Regions from separate parts of the Homo sapiens genome. Here region 2 is linked to region 1. Evidence: chromatin loops called from intact Hi-C (ENCODE). Cell type or tissue: gastrocnemius medialis. All regions are shown on one strand. Links, peaks and the distances in the headings refer to the core of each region. The heading gives the core; the rest is flanking DNA.

What was found. Hi-C counts contacts between places; a loop is a spot of excess contacts. Peaks named below come from ENCODE experiments on the same cell type or tissue, not always from the same donor. Only the 100,000 strongest peaks of a DNase experiment are listed, where the experiment ranks them.
Region 2: it touches region 1 in a loop (5-fold over the local background); 1 of 110 quality-filtered maps calls a loop at or near these places.

What each region holds. Positions count from the first base shown.
Region 1 is chr3:134,362,856-134,365,707 of GRCh38, reverse strand. The region is part of intron 5 of AMOTL2 (angiomotin like 2); the gene reads left to right. Among named protein-coding and RNA genes, the nearest start is that of MIR6827, 3.6 kb to the left of the region's middle. In gastrocnemius medialis, for the core only: no CTCF peak of the experiment used is centred there; a DNase peak (open chromatin) is centred at 1,397; H3K4me3 peaks cover 1,378 bases; H3K27ac peaks cover 2,500 bases.
Region 2 is chr3:132,725,039-132,727,931 of GRCh38, reverse strand. NPHP3-AS1 (NPHP3 antisense RNA 1) reads right to left here. Exons shown (of 11, transcript NR_002811.2): 2 at 350-439. Among named protein-coding and RNA genes, the nearest start is that of NPHP3-ACAD11, 4.0 kb to the right of the region's middle. In gastrocnemius medialis, for the core only: CTCF peaks have their summits at 1,240 and 1,440 (motif pointing left); no DNase peak of the experiment used is centred there.

The DNA of each region.
Region 1 (2,852 bases), core at 1-2,500:
GAGCAGGTTTACTGCCCACTGTATGCCCAACACTAGACTGGATCTGGGGATAGTGGGGATAAGTGGCTTCCAAAGAAGAATAGGATCTAGTTCTGTATCTTTTAAGAAGATCAGCTGACACAAGAGGGAAAGCCAGGGAGCAGTGATTTGCTGAGCTTCGGTGCTGACCACCAGTGCAGTGCATTGGGCAGTGCGGGAGGCAAGGTAGCCCTGAAGACAGATGAGGTGAAGGAGAAGGACAGGTCTGAGAGCTTCCCAGGGAGTTCCTGGCAACAGAAAGGTCGGGAGTGTGCAATGGGAATGTGAGAGGTAGGGGGGCATGGTGGAGCTGAGCCATAGCAAGCCAAGTGGAGGCATCTGAGGCAGCCAAAAATGGGATCCTAGACCTTAACCAACAGATGCATTCTAAACGGGGCGGTCTAAGCATCCTTGAAGAATGGGCAAGTTCATTGACTAGTCCATTTATTCATTCATTAGCAGATGTGTTTTAAGCAACTGGCAGATGTTCAAGAGAGAATGGGAGCAGGCCCAGGAAGGTACCATGGCAGGGAGGTCAGGAAGGAAGTGGTGAGCTTAAGAAAGGAGCAGGTTCCCACAGATGCAAAAGAACAACGGGGGTGGCCCTAGAAACCGGTGATTAGGAGCCCCGGTGGCCTGAGAGAGGGGCTCTGTGGGGATGGCAGGGGTGGAGAGCCAGCCAGAGGTGAAGGAGCTATTGGGCAGTTCAAGAGGTACATGGGGTGGGTGGCAAAGGGAGCCCTGAGCTCAGCAGCAGGAGGCTCTAGCAATCAGAAGAGACTAAGAACAGTTATTTATTGAGCTCCTACTAGGAGCTTTAGTGCTGTTCAAGGTGTTTGCAGAGAAGTGGAATGGGAGTGGTTGGTAGCTGGGTAAACATGGCTTTGAGTCTTCACAGGAACCCTACTGTGAATGGCACAAAGGGTAGTGTGGGGTGCAGAAATGGAGGAGCAGCTTGAGGACTTAGCTCTGGCTGGCAGCACCCCTATCTTCCTTCAAAGAGGGTTCAAAGACTAGGGCAGGGAATGGGGGAACACAGCACTGAAGGAATTGACAGGGTGGGGCAGGAGGTAGGCTGGTCTCTTCTGGCTGGGTGGGGTGAGATGGCAGCGGCTTAAGGTCTCTGGGAAGGAGTCAAAGGGAAGGAGGGAGAAAGGGGAGGGGGCAGCCCTGGGGTTTCCCTGAGGAGTCTGGGGAGGAGAAGCTGCAAGGGCACGGCAGATTAGGGTGCCTGTGGAGGAAGGCGGACTTCTGGAGCCTGACTCTGCCAAAGAAAGGAAGCCATGGGGCGGGTTTCTGGGAGCTTGCTAGTGGGTGAGAAGAGGGGGGCCGGCCGGGAGGCGTTTCCGCTCCCCGGGGAGCGAGTGAGCGCCGAGCTGTTCTTGGCTCCTCGCTGGAGCCATTAATCTTGCAGCCGCGGGTGACCTGGATGCCTGGCATTCCAGAGCCGCGAGCTGTTCCGCTCCCGGCCCGCCCCCCGCCGCTCCCTCCCGTGCGCGCTGCCTGGCGCCCTTCGCCCGGCTTTGGGAGGAGGGAGGGTGAGCACAAAGGGAGCCTGGAACGTGGAGGTGGGGGCTCGCTCGCTGCCCAAGGCGCATCCCGGGTCCCGTCGGCGCCTCGCCTGCCTTCCTGCCCTCCTCCGCTGGCCTTCGGGCGTCCTCTTCCCACCCGCACCCAGACCACTTATTTCTTACTAAGGAGCTCTCCTTCCCGAGATCCCGCAGGCCCAAGGTTTTATCAGGGTCCTGTTGGTAGGGGATGGCCAGAGCTCAAAGCCTCCCAGCCCCCACCAGGGCCTTAGAGGTTGGACAAGGCTGCAGGAAGCTTCTGGAAGCAGAGGGCTGGGTCCTCCGGCCCCTTCCTCCCCCAGGGCTGAGGAAACCCAAGCAGCTCTTCCTTGCTCCCTAGTAGCTATTGCAAAGGGAGGTGTCTGATTGACCTCCCTTTTATCTGGGGTCAGTCAACACTAGGAAAGTGTGGCCATTATCACCAATGCCATCTGCTTTTCCTCCTAGGCAAGCCACGCAGCCCCCCAGCACTGCCCTTCTGGCCCTTCTAGGCCAGCAGTGCCCCCTGGGGATCTGGCCTTGAGGCCTGAGGCTGGCCTGTTAGCTCCACCCCCTTGGGAATATTTCTTCTCTCCCTGCGCCCCAGATTCTCCAGCTATAAGATGAGACAGAGTCCTTCCCCACAGAGTCATGCTAAGGCTGAAATGAGATGCAGGCCCTGGGCAAACTGAACGCACAGGTGGACTAGGGGAGGGTCCTCCCTGCCTGAGTCCCAACCTGGCTGCCCCTCCTCAATGGATGTTAACACCCCACTCAATGGATGTTAAGCCAGCGAAGTATGAACACATCCGTTTCAATATTATTGGACTTCCTCGTATTTTCCTCCATGCCACAGAATGATACCATCCTGGGCTCAGCCTTCAAACATCCAAAATGAATCAAGAGCTAACCTGAGTTGCCTCTGTGTCCTCCCTGCCCTGCCCCAGGGACCTGAGTAAATGAATCCTCCCTTCCACATGCCAAGGTCTCAAGCCTTCACCCTTCTGTTCCAGAACTTGCACTGTCCTATATGATAGGTACTTAGCTGCATGTGGCCCAAAGATTGAAATTAATGAAAATAAATTAAATTTAAAATTCAGTTCTCCCATCTTACTAGCCACATTTCCAGTCCTCAGTGGCACGTGTGTCTAGTAGCCACTGCATTGGAGGGTGCCGTATAGAACAATTCCACTCTGGCAGAAAATTCCACTGAATCAGAATGCTGTTCTAGAGACAGTGCCTTTAGGTTCATTAGCGGGAGCCCATAGCCCTGCCCCCCACCTGCTC
Region 2 (2,893 bases), core at 394-2,893, 1.6 Mb after region 1:
AGAGGCGGAGAGAGGTCGGAGAATAGCCTTGAATTTGAGAAACAAAGGGACATTTCTCAGCAAATAAGAAATAAATGGCTTCTTTCATCCTAGAGGCTGTTATGGAGAAATAGAACCCCTTTATTTGTTAAACAAATATCCCAAATGTGCAGTATGCTTTATACAGGACCACAGGTAAACATATTGGCTATGGTATTCTTAACAAAACCCATTGCAGCTCTTCTTAAAGCATGGCCTTCTATATATCCATATATTTGATTAGCCCAAGGGGAAACAGCCCAGGGAAACACTATCGTTAGAACACATACTTCATAAAAGAATGGATACCCCATATTTAAAATATTCTTACCCCATTTCCCTGTCCAGTGCATGTGGATGTGTTGCCTTTGTTTCACTCTTGCACCCACCTTGGCACTAAACTCCTCTTCTTCACCAATTCCTGAAAAAAAAAATAGGTCACAGCAAGTTTTTCAGAATTTGTAAACTTATTGAACATTTGGGACATTTTTTTAGGAGATACTACACAGCACTCCAGCATTTCTCTTATCGCTTTTCCTTCTCCTTTACTGTTTTCATCAATGTCTTCTCCTTCCTTGTTCAATTTAATTCAGTATGCCCCTCTGTCTGTTAGGACAGGCTGGGTTGTTCTCTGGCCAAAATAATCTGAACACTAGGGCCTTAATACAAACATTTACAGAGGAATGAGCCTTTCATTGATGTACTTTCAGAGTAGTTATAGAGATTATCTAAGCCTAAGCTTCACATTTATATCTTTTATACCATGGATAGTTATTCAGATACTAAAAACATTGTAACAAGGTGGACTTTACGGTTTCCTAAGAGGTAAAGTTAACTTTATTTTGTCCTAATGGTTCCTAAATTAGTATTTGCTTCTAAATCAAAAGATAACTTTAAAAAATTCAGATATGTGAGCTCTACTTAAAAACATTTGGATTCGGTGGACTTGATGTGGGGTCCATGGCTCTACATTTTTAACAAGCTCCCCAGGTAATTATCCAGGTTTGAGAACCACTCCTCCAGTTCAGGGGTCAGCAAACCTGTGAGCTAAATTCAACCAGTCACCAGTTTTTTAAAATAAAGTTTTACTGGAATGCAGACACGCCATTTGTTTGTGTATGGTGTGGGGCTGCTTTTGTGCTATAATGGTAGAATTGAGTAATGTGACAGAGACTAAAGACTGAAATATTTACTATTTGGTCCTTTATAGAAAAAGCTTGCTGATCCTACTCTTGTCTGTTTCATAATAATTTCCAGAGTCATGTTATTACTTGTGATGGGAACTAAGTAAGGCAGTGTAGATGACTGTTAATGAAGGCAACACCCAGACTGTCGTCTTCACAAGGTGATCCTTTTTAATACATACAGCCAAATTATTTTTTTCCTGAGTTACACTGACCCCTAATGGTAGAAATGTTAAATCACAGCTGCTTGATCACAGTTTTCCCCTATTGTTAATTAGTTCCTAAAATTAGGGTCATACTTACAGACTTTGTAGTAGGAGACTTTAGAAGTCAGAGTTCACTTGGTAGAACTGAGCAGGACTAAACAGCCTGGGAGAAGGTTGGCAATTTTGGTGAGAGCTAGAATCCCTTCCTTTTGCAGAGTTCCTTTGTCTTCAAAGACTGTTACTCAATGAAGCATTTCCAATTATACAGGTCATTTATTCCAAAGTGATAAATTTTATCAGGACATTATGACCATTTGTGATGCCATGTCTATCTCTAAAGTTGAAGCACAATACTATCGATATAGTCAAAATTACATTTGCCTTCACTATGATGAACTGCGAAGAAAGGTCACAGAGGAATCTGTATACATGTAAACAGATACTGAGATGGTTACCAATGGGGATCACACACATGTTGGCAATAATGAGATGGCCGAGGTGAAACCATTGGTTTTTAACCTTGACTACTGATTAAAATCCGCTGGGGAGCTTTAAAAAATTAATGATGTTCAGACCTCAACTCCTGGAAATTCTGATCTAATTGGTCTAGGGTGAGGCCCAGGCAGCAGTCTTTATTTTTTTAAGTTCTCCAGGTGATGGTAATGTGCAGCCAAGGTTAAGAACCATTTTTCTACAGTAGTGCTTCTCAAATTTTAATCTATATTCACATCACCTGGGAGATCTTTTTAATCTGCAAATTGTGATTCAGGAGGTCAGTGATAGCATGTGAGAATCTGATTAACAAGCTTCAGGGTGATGTTGATGCTACTGCCTGAGGACCATGCTTTGAGTAGCGAGGAATTAGATCATCCCTAGCCACAATTTTTATGCAGTCTCAGTGTTCTGAGATCCTAAAGTACATAAGCATCACCTGGGAAGTAACTAAACATGCAAAATTGTCAAGGTCCCCAAATTTTTACCAAATGTCCCAAGTGATTGTGAGATTCATAGTCTGAAGACCAAATACACACTACTCTACCCAAATGATATTTATTCTACCAATCCCATTTAAAAAAAAATGGCAGGCCGGGTGCGGTGGCTCAGGCCTCTAATCCAGGACTTTGGGAGGCCAAGGTGGGTGGATCATGAGGTGAGGAGTTCAAGACCAGCCTGGCCAAGATGGTGAAACCCCGTCTCTACTAAAAATACAAAAAAATTAGCCGGGGGTGGTGGTGCACGCCTGTAATCCCAGCTACTCGGGAGGCTGAGGCAGAAGAATCGCTTGAACCCAGGAGGCAGAAGTTGCAGGGAGCCGAGATCGTGCCACTGCACTCCAGCCTGGGCGAGAGAGCGAGACTCCGTCTCAAAAAAAAAAAAAAGACAGTAGCATTGTTTATCAATTTATAGGCTGCCCGATCAAATGTAGAGACATTTTTTCTTATTCCAGGTGAAAAGACAAATTACCAAAATGTAATGGCTCAAACC